Linked DNA regions of Homo sapiens: region 2 is linked to region 1. The links are chromatin loops, found by intact Hi-C in ENCODE. Cell type or tissue: A673. All regions are shown on one strand. Links, peaks and the distances in the headings refer to the core of each region. The heading gives the core; the rest is flanking DNA.

What was found. Hi-C counts contacts between places; a loop is a spot of excess contacts. Peaks named below come from ENCODE experiments on the same cell type or tissue, not always from the same donor. Only the 100,000 strongest peaks of a DNase experiment are listed, where the experiment ranks them.
Region 2: it touches region 1 in a loop (8-fold over the local background); 1 of 110 quality-filtered maps calls a loop at or near these places.

The regions. Positions count from the first base shown.
Region 1 is chr1:163,585,345-163,593,776 of GRCh38, reverse strand. No RefSeq gene overlaps it. Among named protein-coding and RNA genes, the nearest start is that of NUF2, 270 kb to the right of the region's middle. In A673, for the core only: no CTCF peak of the experiment used is centred there; DNase peaks (open chromatin) are centred at 3,866 and 4,766; H3K27ac peaks cover 4,832 bases.
Region 2 is chr1:163,702,388-163,710,819 of GRCh38, reverse strand. No RefSeq gene overlaps it. Among named protein-coding and RNA genes, the nearest start is that of NUF2, 380 kb to the right of the region's middle. In A673, for the core only: no CTCF peak of the experiment used is centred there; a DNase peak (open chromatin) is centred at 3,679; H3K27ac peaks cover 1,492 bases.

The DNA.
Region 1 (8,432 bases), core at 1,372-6,371:
TTAATAAGGGAACTGGGCAGGTGGGGATAACTAAAAAGGAGTGCATAAAAGAATGTTGTCCAAGTTGGCACCAGAGTTGGGGAGTTTTAAGAGGTTTAGAAGCCTGGCCGTCAATACCCACAACAGTTATGGAGGCAAGGGAAACAGGCCCTTGAAAAGAAGGTAATGTGGAGTGGGTAGCCTCTGTATTAAGAAGAGGTTGAACTTACCCTCCACTGTAAGAGTTACCCAAAGCATCTGTGATGGTCTAGGAAGCCTCCGAGGTGATTGGGCAGTGTCAGTCTTCGGCCTCTAAGCCAAGAAGATCTGGGAAGGAGTCAGTCAGAGAGCCTTGGGCGAGAGTTCCAGGGGCTCTGGGAGAGGCTGCCAGGTGACTTGAACAGTCCGATTTCCAGTGGGGTCCCGCACAGATGGGACAAGGCTTAGAAGGAATCCCAGGCTGCAGGCATGCCTTGGCCCAGTGGCCAGATTTCCAGCACTTGAAGCAAGATCCTGGGGGAGGAAGTCCTGAAGGAACACCTGATCACTGTGGCGTAGGCGTTTTGAAATTCTTGTGTGCTGGAGATGTGGCTGGGGTTTCTCTCACAGTGGAGGCAAGTAATTGCAACTCTTCTCTATTACTGTACACCTTGAAGGCGAGGTTAATTAAGTCCTGTTGCAGGGTTTGAGGGCCAGAATTTAATTTTTGGAGTTTTATTTAATGTCAGGAGTGGATTGGGTAATAAAACGTATATTGAGAATAAGAGGGCCTTTTGATCTTTTAGGGTCTAGGGCTGTAAAGCATCTCAGGGTTGCTGCCAAATGAGCCATGAGCTGGGTTGAGTTTTTATATTTGATGAAAAAGAGCCTAAACACTAACTGATTTGAGAGAGGTCGGATAAAGAAAAAGGAGCATTAACCTTGACTATGCCTTTAGCTCCAGCCACGTTTTTAAGAGGAAATTGCTGGGCAGGTGGGGGAGGGTAGTCACAGAAAAAACTGTAAGCCAGACTGGGTGTGAGGAGGGGAGGTGATAAAAGGATTATAGGGTGGGGGAGCGGAGGCTGAGGAAGAATTGGGACCTGGCTTGGCCTGGTGAGGAGCAGCCTGGGGAGGAGGGGAGAGGTCAGATGGGTCTGTGAAAAAGGAAGATTGGAAAGACTCAGCAACACTTGGGGTTGGGACTGAGGGGACAGGTGGGAGGGAAAGAAGGAAGATTTGGGATGAGTTGCATTGGGAACAGAGACTAGGGAGGGACTGATGTGTAAAAGAATGCCTGGACATCAGGCACCTCAGACCATTTGCCCATTTTATGACAAGAATTATCTAGATCTTGTAGGATGGAAAAATCGAAAGTGCTGTTTTCTGGCTATTTGGAACCATTGTCGAGTTTGTATTGGGGTTAAGCAGCATTGCAGAAGAAAATAAGGCATTTAGGTTTTAGGTCAAGTGTGAGTTGAAGAGGTTTTCAGTTCTTGAGAACACAGGCTAAGGGAGAAGAAGGTGGAAGGTTGCCTGTAGAGAAGGAGGCCAGTCCAGAGAAAAGAGAGGGTAGAGATATGGAGAGAAGGGGTGAGGGGTGCTTGCCCCCCAGGAAAGTGGAGAAGGGGTGGGAGGTGCTTGCCCCCCGGGAAAGTGGAAAAGGGGTAGAGACACAGAGAGAAGGGGTTGGGTGAGCAGCCCTGCGCTGCAATATGGGTGAGCAGCCAAAGCAGGCGTCCCCGCAATAATTAAACACCAAGGGAAGACTGTCTTCATGAGTCCGTGACCAGCACCAGAGTTTTGAGTCCACGGATAAAATGTGTCTCCTTTGTCTCTACCAGAAAAGGAAAGGAACTGAAATTAAGAGAAGGGAGAGATTGAAGTGTGGCGCCAAGGTTGAAAGGAGAAAGAGGTTGAGGGATAGTGAGAGCTTGGAGAAGACAGTAAAAAGCGGCCGCTTACCCAATTTAAAATTGGTGAGATGTTTCTTGGGCTGATTGGTCTGAGGACCAGAGGTTGTAGGTGGATCTTTCTCACAGAGCAAAGAGCAGGAGGACAGGGGATTGATCTCTCAAGGGAGGTCCCCCGATCTGAGTCACGGCACCAAATTTCACACATGTCTGTGTGAAGAGACCACCAACAGGCTTTGTGTGAGCAATAAAGCTTTTTAATCACCTGGGTGCAGGTGGGCTGAGTCCGAAAAGAGAGTCAGTGAAGGGATATAGGGGTGGGGCCGTTTTATAGGATTTGGGTAGGTAGTGGAAAATTATAGTCAAAGGGGGTTGTTCTCTGGCTGGCAGGGGCAGGGGACACAAGGTGCTCAGTGGGGGAGCTTTTGAGCCAGGATGAGCCAGGAGAAGGAATTTCACAAGGTAATGTCATCAGTTAAGGCAGGAACAGGCCATTTTCACTTCTTTTGTGATTCTTCAATTACTTCAGGCCACCTGGATGTATACCTGCAGGTCGCAGGGGATATGATGGCTTAGCATGGGCTCGGGGGCCTGACACAAAGGACCTGAGTAGACATTTTTCCAGGGAAGGCATACAAATGGACAATAGGTACATTAAAAGGTGCTTAACATCAGTAATCATCAGAGAAACACAAATTAAAGCCACAATGGGATACTACATGACACCTATTAGGATGGCTATTATCAAAAAGAGAAGAGATTAAGTGTTTGTGAGGATGTAGAGAAAAGGGACCTTTTGTGAACTGTTGGTGGGGATGTAAGTTGGTACAATAATCATGGAAAACAGTATGGAGCTCCCTCAAAAACAAACAAAAAAAGTGAGCTACCTAATGACCAAACAATCCCATGTCTGGTTATATACCTAAAGGAAACAAAATCAAGATCTTAGATATCTTTTCTCCCATGTTTGTTACAGCTTTACATAGCCAAGCCATGGAAACAACGAAGTGTCCACTGACAGATGAATTCATTTAAAAATGTAGTATGTATATACAATGAAATATTATTTATCCTTAAAAAGATGGAAATCCTGCCACTTGCAACAACATGTTTGAACCTTGACAGCATTATACTAAGCAAAATAAATCAGACAAAAAAGACAAATACTATCTGATCTCATTTTTATATGGATCTAAAAAAGTCAAATTTACAGAAGCAGAAGGTGGAATGGTGACTGAGCAGCTGGGTGGGGGAATCGAGAGATGTTGGTCAAAATGTACAAACATTTAGTTAAAATGAATAAGTTATGGGATTGTAATATACAGTATAGTGACTATGGTTAATACTTTCGTATACTTGAAATTTAATAAGAAAATAGATATTAAATGCTGTCATACATACATACATACACACACACAAATACTAACTATATGAGGTGGTGGATGTGTTAATTAACTTGAGTGCCAGTCACTTCACAATGTATGTATATCAAATTATCATACTATACACCTTAAATTTTTACAATTTTTTCTACCAATTATACCTCAATAAACCCAGGGGCTGGAATAAGTGGACTTTGTCTAAGTCAGTCTTTTGCAAAGTACAGGTCAAAACTCATCAATAGTTCATAAAATCAAATCAGTTGATCACAATGAGTATTTAAAAAAGTGACATAGAATGCAATAGCAAATATCAGAATGTGTCTAATGTAATAAGGATAAATTTTGTTTTATGGCACTCTATCTTCAGTTATATGTGTATAAATGTGTGCATTGTAATAGAAATTGTATTTCTTAGTGTGACAGGAAGGACGGAATGAAGGAAGGAAGGAAGGAAGGAAGGAAGGAAGGAAGGAAGGAAGGAAGGAAGGAAGGAAGGAAACACTGCTCTATACCAACAGAAAAACTGTAGCTATACAATTACGCTGCACCAGCACTACAGTGGGTTGTTGCTTCCAGTAAAGCTCCTGACTATACTGGATCAATCAAGCTGACTGCCTCAGCCAATTTCACAAGGCATAGAATTGTCTCAATTGGTCCAAGAAGATGTCAGTCAGGATGATATACAGTCAATTATATAAGTCCATACCTTCAGTTAAGATTTCAATATATAGCCAGCTCTACTCCCCTAGATTACTTCATCATCATTATTTTTTGCCTTCTGAAACTCAACAAAAATTAAACTCTTCAGGCAACAGCTTTATGTATAGCCATAGCAGTGGATGAACAGTGGGAAGGATTTTAGCTGGCAACAAATATACATACATTTATTAATCTGGTACTTATTGAGTACTTTCTATGGGCAAAATTAACCCAATATGTTAAGAGTAATTAATCACGATAGTGTATATATGCAAAGTTTTCCGTATACACAGATGACTAAATCTGGAGATTACATGGCTTCTCTAAGAGAGATCTTGAAACAAAGATCAGAAGTAAATCAAGAGTCATTTTAGTAAAGAGATAGGAAAGAAACTCATTTGGATTGGGTAGAGAAGTGAGTAGGAGGAGAGAATATGAACACAGAGAATGTAGACAATGTTTTGGAAACTTTTTTCTTAAGTTTCATTTTGTTTGGGAAAAAAAGAAGAAAATAGACTATGCTTGGATAGAGTAGCCAAATCAAAAGAGATATTGCTCAGTTTTTATATTATTAGATGGGAAGGATTTGATCACCTTTAAAGGCTGAAGGAAAATTTCTCGGAGATAGGATATTTCCACATATCCACCTTTCAGGAGTAATTGGACTTAGATAATGCTGTCAGTAATCCTATTATCCACTGTGATGGGAATCATTCTGGATATCTGTGGGGGTCTCCACTATAAACAATCCCCGGCCCCTGTTGCATCAATGCAGGACAGCTTCTATTACAGTTTGACTTATGATGTTTCATCAGAAGTTAAGTCCAGTAATAAGCCTTAGACTCCTAATCTGGTCTGTAAGAGTATCCATAGCACTTGAAAGTCCCCTGCCCCCGAAGCTTGGGAAGGGGTTGGGTAAGTGGATAGCAGTGAGAAATGGCAAATTCTGTCTCATGATTCTCATTCATTAGAAAGACAAAGCTCAATCCATCTAACTGATTTAAATGCCACCTACCATCTGGATTTTTCTGGGTTTTTGTTCCAATGTAAGATTGAATCCTGGTGGGAGGGGAGCACAGGGAAGTGCATTTGACATCCATAACATCGGATCCTGGCACTTTCTCCTTACCATTCCCAGCAATTCTTGTTGCTGACGCCCAACATGCACAATAGGCAAATTCATTTCCAAAGCAAAGGTAAACCTGCTTGTCATTTTTGCCTTCAACATGTCATATGAAGGTGCATATCAGTGTTGGTCAGGGGTGAGGACTACTCCTGAGAAAAGTAGAAGGAAAACTTAGGAGAAAATAGAAAGGTTGTTGGACCTTACGGTTTTTGTGGAGTTCTGCAGAGGCAACAAAGGATGGAACCTCAGGAGTAGAAGGACCATCAGCTCAGATGTGAGCATTCTCTCTACAGTGTCTCCCCAAGCCATTATCCAGCCTGGGAGGACATAATCTCATCTCAGTGACAGGGACATCTTATGTGGTAGCTATTGATAGCTTTGGACAGTTCTCATGACTAATGTTTCTTCATATGTAGCTGAAAAACTCCTTACTCATTGGAATTTTACTCTGATTTTAATAAGAAATAAGGGGAAGAATGACTAATACTAATACTAATACTAATACTAATACTAATAGTCAGAACATCAACATGTCAAGTACTCCTTGTTTAATACTCACCATAGGTCCAAAAGCAGCTAAGCACTTAATAGACGTTATCTCAAAGGAATAAGAATAATGCTCGTTCCACATCTGTGACAGGCTAAATAATGGCCCTCCAAGATGTCCACATCCTAATACCCAGAACCTGTGAATATATTGTATCGCAAATGAGGATTAAGGTTGCTAAGCCACTGATTTTAAGACAGGGAGATTCTCCTAGGTTATTTGTGTGAACACAAGGTCAACACAATGATCCTTAAAATGGGAACGTGTCATAAGAGTCAATGTTAGAGTCCACTGCATCCAGTGTGAAAAAAACTCAACGGGCCACCACTGACTTTGGCTTTAAAGTTGGAAGGGGCCACAGTCAAGGGATGTAGGCAGCCTTCAGAGGCTGGAAATAAGAAAAAAATGGATTGTCCCCTAGAGCCTCCAGAAGGAATACTTCCACCAACACTGTGATTTCAGCACAACCTTGTCAGACTTCTGATCAGACTTACAGATCAGTAAGATAAAGCATTTGTGTTGTTTTATGCCACTAAGTTTGTGGTAATCTGTCACAACAGCAATGAAAAACTAGCACAACATTGAAATCCCTTGCAAAAGTCAGTTATACACCATGTTTTGTTCCCAGGCTAAGCATCCAGGCTCTTACCAGCAAAACCTGGCTTACACACAAAGTATAAAGTATTAAGGCTGTTTGGCTTGATTTGGCTTGGTTGGTATTAAATGTCATATTTAATACAACCAGGATGACTGTTTTCCAGAATGATACCTTTAGGAATCATTATATATTCTTCCTCAATGCTGTCATTGTTTCCAATATTTTGAAACTTGCCTTCAGTTTTGAACACACACAAAAAAATGGTATTATTTTATTACCAGGCATTTTTGTTGCTTTTCAAAACCTCATTTTGAGCCAGAGAAATATTACCCTATCTTAACAATCCTCTTTTCACCTCAGTGTGTTAAGAATTTTGACTATTTGAAAAAATTAAATATACCCCTCAACAGATTGATGTTTAAGACCACGGAAACAACTCTAAACAATGTGCTCAAAATGTTCTGTAGGGAATTTCCCCAAAGAGATCCCAAAACTCTTCTGGGCAAGAGCAGTGTCACTGAATAAGGACAGTACAGACTCGATGCTACCAAAGGGAGATCCTAATGTATATGGTTGTTGAATGTTTCTTAAAAATGAAACAACAAAGGCATCAATTTACATCAAACTGAAATACACTTTTGCAGTAGCAATGGAAACATTTGCTTTTTTTTTTTAATGCTTAAAAAGGGAGGGAGACAGTAGAAACCACTTGTCTTCTCCTCGCATACCTCTTCTTCATTCTGTCATGAAGATAAAAATAAAATCTCTCCCTCATTCCCCAGCCTCCACCCATGCAAGAAAAAAGAAATAGATCTGTATATTACTTAAACAATCTGCTGTAATTATATATGGCCTAGGTATGAATTACTTCGGGCACTGAGAGTCTGGGGAGAAAACTAGAGGACTCTCACTGCCTATATCCCAGTTTTGTTTGTGTGGTTTTTTAAAATGTTGATCCCCAAACAGTAACCAGCCTAATAACTCTCGACATTCCATCACTAATAAACTTGGTAATGGATTTCTTCTCTCTCTCAGCATTTCCTAGGTTTTGCTCAGGCTGCCAATGAAAGTGAAATGTACTCTGTGTTTGCTTCTCTCACTCTCTCTCTCTCTCTCTTTTTTTTCCCCTTGTTCTTTTTTAAGTTATAGCCACTGGAGAGGCTTGATAAGTTTCTCTCTTATCTCACTAAGACATCTGAGACAGATCCATAGTAACTGAATAATCAATTAATTCTCCTGCAGAGTTCCATTTACATAATGAAAATGCAACGTGCTGATATTTTATACAAGTCATTTTTGGTCGTCTAGACTGATAATATATTGTGTATTGATTGAGGGGGAAAGCCTAATGGATCTTCTGTTGTTGAGGTTGCAAAATTACAATTAAAGTAAAATGACAGAAGCAAGCATCTATTGGATTCATATCTATATATCTCTCTTTAATATAAGATTCTAAATGTCTGGACCTGATTAAGGCTTTGCTCTCATTTGAGCAGAAAGGGCACATAATGTGTAACTGTTCGTGTTCTCATTGCTGTAGCCAAAATCAATATTGTACTGTTTGCAAACATTACCAACGTACAAGGCTAAATCCTGTGTCCTCCGCATAACCAGGGAAGCTGTGACTTAAATCATACCTTTACTGTTGATGCAGTGGCCTTTTAACCTGGAGAAGGAAAGGAATCTTAGTAGAGCTTAGACCAAATAAATAAAAATTAAGACTCCTGTGCTCTACATAGTCCTATGGGAAAATAAGACTTAAGTTTTGATCCTTGTTCATCTGCCTTCATGTATTTATAAAATCAGATCGTAATTAATGCTTTTTATTGTAGCCTTAACACAGAGGGCAGTAGTGTAACGGTTAAGCTCACAGGCTCTTAAGTCAGGCTGTGTGAATTGTTACCCTGTCACTTAAGAACTGTCAGTCACAGAATAACTTACTTGATTTCTTTGAGCCTCAGTTTCCTCATCTATATACAGATATAATATTAATGTTCACCCCTTAGTGTTGTTGGCAGAATTAAATGAGCTCATGCTTGTTAAATGCCCAGAATAAGGCCTGTCAAATAGCAAATGCTCAATAAAGTCAGCTATGATTACTAACAAATCCATAAAGAAATGCATCATGGCCCTGGCCCTCCAGGTCTGGGACTTTCTATTTAGTTGAGGAGAGCAGTGGCACATCTAAGAAGATAATTCAAAAGAAGAA
Region 2 (8,432 bases), core at 1,718-6,717, 120 kb before region 1:
AAGGAAGGAAGGGAGGGAGGGAGGATGGGAGGAAGGGAGGAAGGGAGGGAGAAAAGAAAGAAAAAAGAAAAGAAAAGAAAAGAAAAAAGAGAAAAGAGAATCCTAGTATACCAGGTAGTAAGGAGATACATTTCCCTTTTCTGCACGGTTCTGTGTTGTGAAATCAGCCCAGCAGCTGAGCAGTGGCTCCCATCTCCTTCATTATCATAGAGTAGAAGACTTATTCTGGTGAGATTTGGCAGATGATGAGCATTGGCAAATTCCATCTTCTCTGGCTTTAGGCGGTTGATGCAGCATGGTAGCAACACCGGTTGTCCTCAGTACAAACACACACACAGACATACACACACAGACACACACACACACACACACACACACACTTGTGTAGTTCCTGCTACAGGGAGGATCCATTTAGAGTAATTGATAAGAGTTTCCCACCAAGTTCATAATTCTCTTCTCCACAGTACAAATTTTCTGCCCTCAGGAGCATCTGAGAAAGCCTGAAAAAGGGCCCCTGCCAGGGTCAGACTTCAAACTTCAGTTGGATCTGACTGGATTGGGGTGAGAGGTATGTTGAAAACATTGCAGTTATTACTTAGCAATTAGTGGAGGCTAATAGCTGAGGTTGATACCAATAGTAGCAGAACAACCAGATTTTGTTAATAACAGGTTAAAGAGAAAGTTAAAGAGAGCATAGCTAAAACCACAGATATTGCTGGTGGTCAGAAACATTTTGTGCATATCCAAGCTTGGAAACTGTAAGGACCAACATCAGAGGCTGCGAACTGCAGAGGAAATAGACTTCGCTAAATTAGTCCAACTGAGTCACTAAAAAACAAACAAGCAAATAAATAGACAACAACAACAATGGCTTCAGAGGGAAAAGGGCCAATATTTAGAGTTCCTACAACACATTATCTAAAATCTCCAGTTTTCCACAATAACAAAATGAGACATCAAGAAAAAAACTAAAACCAAGGAGGTATGACTCATCTATAGCAATAAAAAGCAGACAATAGAAACTGCCCTGCAGGGGATACACAAAAAGAGAAGACTACAAAATGACTTTTGTAAATATTTTCAAAGACCTAAAGGGAACTATGCTTAAATAATTAGTAGAAAGGATGATGACAATAACTCAACTAAAGAAATGAAAATTATTTAGAAGAACCAAATGGGCATTCTGAAACTGAAAGTACAATAATTAAAATAAAAAGTGCACAAAGAACCCAACAATAGACATGAGATGGCCAAAAAAAGTCAGTGAACTTGAAGATAGATCATAGAGATGATAAAGTCTGCAGAACAGAGAGGAAACAGAATTGAGAATAATGAAGAGAGTCTCCGAGAAATGCAGGACACCATCAAGTATACCCACATAAGGGGAGTATCAGGAAAAAAAAAGAAATAAAATTTAAAAATTTGAGAAAACAGTTATAAAACCTTCCCAAATTTGATGAAAAACACTAATCTACACATTTAAGGAGCTCAACGAAGTCCAAGAATGATAAACATGAAAGAATCTATCATAAGATGCATTAATTATAGGCAAAATGTTAAAAGCAGCAAGAGAAAACCAATTCATCAGATACAAGGATTTCCAATAAGATGAAGAGCTCATTTTCATCAGAAGCAGTGGAAGTCAGTAGGCAGTAAACAGACATATTTAAAGTTCTGAATAAAAGAGTACGAACACCAGAAAACCTATATCCAGTAAAAGTATTTTTGAAAAACAAAGCCAAAAACAACAACCCAGATGAAAACAGAGATTTCATTCCTTGCAAACTTGTATTGTAAGAAATAAGAAAGGAAGTCGTTTTGTTTAAACACAAGCGACATCAGAAAGTAATTCCCATGTACACATAAAAATCAAGAACACTGAAAAAGGTAATTATGTAGGTAATTATGAATGACAGTATAACTGAATAGTTCTTTTCATTTCTTCTCTTATTTAAGGAGTAATTGTATAAAACAATATGCATATAATTGCATTGTTAGGCCTGTGACATATAGAAATGTAATATATTGGTAAAAAAAAATAGCACAAAGGAGACAGGTGGGAACAAAGCTGTATGGAAGTGAGAAATGGAAGTGAAAAAATGCAGTGAATGGTAAATCAAATACAAAGTATGAAATGAAGAGAACAAAAAGTGGTAAAGATGAAAGTTAACACCATAAATACAAACTTGTTTGCTTTCTGTACTAGTCTGTTCTCACACTGCTATGAACAACTACCTGAGACTGAGTAACTTATGAAGAAAAAAAGTTTAATTGACTCACAGTTCTGCAGGCTTAATAGGAAGCATGGCTGGGAGGCCTTAGGAAACTTGCAATCATGGCAGAAGGCAATGGGGAAGTAAGCACATCTTACCATGGCTGAGCAGGGGAGAGAGAGAGGGAGAGGAGGTACCACACACTTTAAGCCATCAAATCTCATGAGAACTCACTATCATGAGAACAGCATGGGGAAAATCCATCCCTACAATCCAGTCACCTTCTACCAGGTCCCTCCTCCAACACTGTGAATTAAAATTTCATGAGATTTGGGTGGGGACACAGAGCCAAACCATATCACCTTCCTTCTCTCGCCTTCTTTAAAAGAAAAAAAATGCATATATTAATCGCAAAAATGTATGGCTGGGTTTCTAACATATATAGATACACCAAGTATGAAAATGAAAGAATATAGCTATACAAGTAAAGTTTCCCTATCAGATTAGAATTAAGGTAGTATAAATCTGAAGTCGATATGCAAGGGAGAGGGTGGGAGGAAGGAGAGGAGCAGAAAATATAACTATTGGGTACTGGGTTTAATACCTGGGTGATGAAATAATCTGTACAACAAACCCCCATGACATGAGTTCACCAATGCAACAAACCTTCACATGTACCCCCAAACCAAAAAATAAAAGTTAAAAATAAAATAAATAAGGTAAAATATACTACAATGCTATAGTAACCTAATTAGCATGGTAGTGGCATAAAAACAGACATATAGACCAATGGAACAGAATGAAGGACCCAGATATAAATCCACACATTTATAGTCTACTCGCTTTTGACAAAGTCTCCAAGAACATACAGTGGGGGAAAGGACAGTCTCTTTAATAAATAAGCAGGGGCAGAAGAATGAAACTAGATCCTGCTCTTTGACCCTACACAAAATCAGATCAATGTAGATTGAAGACAAATCTTACATCTGAAACCATGAAGTTACTAGAATAAAACATTTGTGAACTGCTGCAGGACATTGGTCTCAGCAAAGATTTTTTGTGTTTGACCTCAAAAAGCACAGGGAACAAAAACAAAAATAGACAAATGGGATTATATCCAGCTAAAAACCTTCAGCATAGCAAAAGGAAACAATCAACAAACTGGGAGAAAAAACAATCCACAGAATGGGAGAAGTAAGTATTTGTAAACTATCCGTCAGACAAGGGATTAATAATCAGAATACATAAAGAGCTCAAACAACTAAATAGCAAAAAACAAATAATTTAAAAAATGTGCAAAAAATCTGAATAGACATTTTTCAAAAGAATACATACAAATGCCAACAGGTACATAAAAAATTCTCAACACCATTATTCAGAGAAATGCAAATAAAACTACATTCTCACCCCAGTTAGAATGGCTTATATAAAAATACAGGAAATAACACATGCTGGCGAGGATGTGGAGAAAGGGGAAGTCTCATACAATGTTGGTGGGAATGTAAATTAGTACAGCCACTATGAATAATGGTATGGCATTTCCTCAGAAAACCAAAAATAGAACTATATATGATCTAGCAGTTCCACTACTGAGTTTATATCCAGAAGAAAGGAAGTCAATATATTGAAAAGATATCTGTATTCCCATGTTTACTGCAGCACTTTTTCCAGTAGCCAAAATATGGAATCAACCTAAGCGTCCATTAGCAGATGAATGGATAAAGAAAATGTGATACATATATACAATGGAATGTTATTCAGCCATAAAAAAATCCTATTATTTGCAGCAACATGGGTGGACTTGGAGGTAATTATGTTAAGTGAAATAAGACAGGCACAGAAAGACAAATAGCATATGTTCTCACTCATATGGGGAGCTAAAAAGGTGGATCTCATGAAGATAGAGAGAAGACTGGTAGTTATCAGGTTCAGAAGATTAGGGGGAAGCGGGGATGAAGACAGGTTGGTTAATGGGTATAAGAACACACTTAGAATAACTGGTGTTTGACAAATCAGTAAGGTGACTATAATTAACATTAATCGGTTGTACATTTCAAAATAGCTAGAATAATTCAAATATTTCTATCATAAAGAAAAGAATATTTAAGGTGATAGATATCCCAATTACATTGATTTGACTATATGATTGTATCAAATTATCATGAGTATCCCTAAAATGTGTACATTATGTATTAAAAAATTAAATAACAATGTTTAAATGGATCACAGAACCAAATGTAAGAATTAAAATTATAAATATCTGGCTGGGCACAGTAAGTAGCTCATGCCTGTAATCCCGACACTTTGGGAGGGCAAGGCAGGGGATCACTTAAACCCAGGAGTTTGAGACCAGTCTGGGCAACATAACAAGCCTGCCCCATCTCTACAAATGATAAAAATATTAGTCAGGCAGGGTTGCACACACCTGTGGTCCCAGCTACTCAGGAGGCTGAGATAGAAGGATCCAGTCACCTGACCCCGGGCAATCATGGCTGCAGTGACCCGTGATGGCACTGCACTCCAGCCTGGACGACAGACTGAGACACCATCTCAAAAAAGAAAAACAAAAATAAAAACAACAAAAATCGAGGAAATCTCCATGACTTTGGTTGGGCAGTCCTCTTAGATAGGACAACAAAAGTGAAAGAAGCAAAACTAAAAATTAAATGGATTTGATCAAAATAAAGATTCATGCTTCAGATGATATCATCAGAAAATGAAAAGACAACCCAGAAAATAGAAGAATATCTCCAATCACATATCTGATAAGGGTGTTGCATGCAGAATATATTAATATAAAGTATCCTTGCGGCTCAACAAAAAGATAAGTATCACAATTTAAAAATGGTAAAGGATATGAATAGATATTCCTTCAAAGAAGACATACAAATGGCCAATAAGCACATGAAAAACCATTCGAGCCAAAATGCAAATCAAAATTACAGTAAAATATCCCTTAACACTCAATAGAAATGTTAAAACCAAAGACAGACAATGACAAGTGTTGTCAAAGATATGAAGAAATTGGAGTCCTCATACATTGCTGGTGGGAACATGAAATGGTGCAGATGCTTTGGAAAACAATTTGGCAGTTTTACAGAAAGTTTGAACAGAATTAACATGTGACTTAGCAATTCTCCTCCAAGGATGAAATGAAGAGAAATCAAAACATACGTCCATGCAAAAATCTTGCAGGTGAATGTTCATAGCAATCTTATTTAAAATAGGCAAAAGGAGGGAACAATTTAAATGTGAATCAATTGAGGAAATAAATAAACCATCAATTGATGAAATAAATAAACCATCTCTATCTATACAATGGAATATTATTTGACATTAAAAAGGAATGCAGTACTGATAGATCCACAACATTAGATGAACCATAAAAATATTATGCTAAATGAAAGAAGCTAGTCTCTAGAGACCATATATTGTGTAATTCCATGCATATGAAATGTCAAGAATAGAAAAATCTGTACAGATAGAAAGTAGATTAGTGGTTGCCCAGGACTGGGAGTTGGAAGTGGGATGGGAAGTGGAAGGGATTGGAGAATGACTGCTAATGGGTATGTAGTTTCTTTTGCATGTAGCAAAAATGTAAAATTATACTGTAGTAAAAAATTACACAATTCTATAAGTACACTAAAAACCACTGAATTGTACACTTTAAATGAATGACTTTTATGATTTGCGAACTGTCTCTCTCTATATACGACTATTTTAAAAAAGAAAGGGAGACAGAAAGGGAGAAAGAGAGAATATTAAAGGAAAAAAGATGTGAAAGTTCCAAATACACTCTAGTTTGGCTGAATTTGGCTGAAACATAGGTTGTATAGGGTTGATGTTAAAGAAAAGGTTTACAAACGCAGTTGAGACCAGCTGTAGAAAAATGTGGAAAGCTGTCTTAGACACTAAGGAAGAAGTCTGCATTTATCGAATAGGTGATGGATCCTTATTTGATAAAGACAATATTTAAAATCAGAAGAAAGTAGCACTATCTTTGTTTTACAAAAATCATATTTGTAGCAGATGAGCATAGAATGGAGGGGGAAAATAGTGTAGCCTGAGAGGCCAGGAAGAAGGATATGAAAATAATCCAATTGAGAAATGATACCTGTCATTCTAATGGTTCACCTAGAATCCAACACAGTGTTTCCCTTTTGTTTTGGAGTCAAAGTACATCTACATTACTCTCCATGCATCTATTTGGTATTTAGAATAAAGATAATCAAAATGTGTTTTCTGACAATATTTCCAACATACAATATTTCCAACATACGATCCACCCCGACATTAAGTGAAGTTATCTAGAGCTATTTCATCATTGCTTCCTCTGTCCATGCTGCTCTACTACAGCTGTGTGGGAATGGGCTACAACGTGGTGCTTAAAAGACTTCAGCAGACCTTGCCAAGTATTCAGCTGTAGCTCTTGCCTTTGTCCTCCTATAACAAGATAATGCAAGATACACAACACAATGTCAAACACTGTAGTTATTCATTTAATAGTTATTACTGTCATGTATAAGCTATGCCAAATGTCAAATTTATGCTTCTGATTCTAGAACCATTCAGATGGTTTCTGAGAACTTGGGCATGACTACAGTTCACTGTTATTCTGATTGACCTATGCTATCTAAACCCAATTTAAGTCACCATTGCTCATTTCTGACACAGGTATAAAGGAATGAGGTGTTACTCCCTTTGAGTAAAGAGTACATGTTATGACTTTTCCGCTTTCACTGCTTCAGCATTAACCAGTGCCTTCATGAGTTCCCTGTTAGTTAAAAGAAATATAACTTTCCTTCAGATTTGTTTTTCTAATATGAATTCCCATCTTGTATTGCTAAATGTTTCAGACAATGGAAAAGCGTCTCAACTTCCTAATAGGTGTTTCTTTCTAGACCATATTATTCAGCACCTAAATGTAGCAATTCTTAGGATTTCAGAGATGTAAATGACAAATTTAAAACTTAGAGGAAAAAAAAAGAACTCAGAGCTCATAGATAATATTTCTCAGATGTTTGGTGGAACCAAACAGATGTATAAACTGACACATACTCCAGGGCATAGCATGTTCTTCAAATAGAAATCGAGGATTAGCAGTATTTCTTCATCTGCAAAATGGGATTAATAGTGTTTGCCACCTGTCATCTCACCAGGGTGTTGAGAGGAAAAATAAGTTCATTCAAGGAAAGTTCTCTGAGATATTTAGAAGGCAGCACATTAATGCAGACATCACTTTGTTTCATGGCAAAACAACTGAGATTCTGACTTCCCTGGAGGAGTAAGATCTTATTTCCAAAATGCATGCCTTTGAGAGAGAAAGTTTTAAGAAATAACATTCTATGAGCAATAATTCCATATCTGCCTAATCTAATGAGAGACAGGGAATGATAATTTACCCAGTAGGGAAATGTGCAATTGGAATACTTCTGGCAAATGTCTGGGTACATACATTCTTGTGCGCCCTTTCCTACCTCCAACTTCACCTCTTCCAGACTCCCCCTCCTTATGAAAAGATAAGGTTGAGTTTATTTTGTTATTACAGTTTTAAACATCAGAAATGGATATAAACTATAATTCTTGGTTTTAGACAAGAAGCAACACAGTCTTATCATATGTGAGTTAGAAGCATGCTCTGTGTTAGGAAACAGTTAGATGATATGGTTATATAAGCATGCTCTAGATTCAAATGTTCTGAGTTCAAATGTTGACTTTCAAGCACAGTTAGTTTATCTGACCTTGATTTCCTTGTATGTTAAATTATTACTTGCCTGTAACATTTAATGTGTCTGCCACATGTAATGATCACTCATTAAGTGTCCTGTTACATTTGCTGTCTTCTGAAAGGGCTCAGTAATAATCGTTGGCTCAATGGAGCACCTACTTTCATTCTCTGGAGCTGAAGTGGTTATAGGTCGATGGAAGAAGAAGTCTTACCTAATTATTCATTAAAATAAGTAAAAATAGGGGTTACCAATAGGCTATGAAATGGAAAGCTTGAGTTCCTAGGGTCTTTCTTTCACCAAACACTGAAGAGAGGTTAAATCATTTTAAGACTCTGCCTCCTCTTGACAAATAATAGGCAAAATCACCACCCTTCTCCATGAGCTAAGTAACATTGGTAAAGAGAAACAACATCAGAGAACGTACGTTGATTAGAGGAAGAGCATATAACCCCCTAACATAAGCATGAAACAGTTTTAAATATTAAAGCTC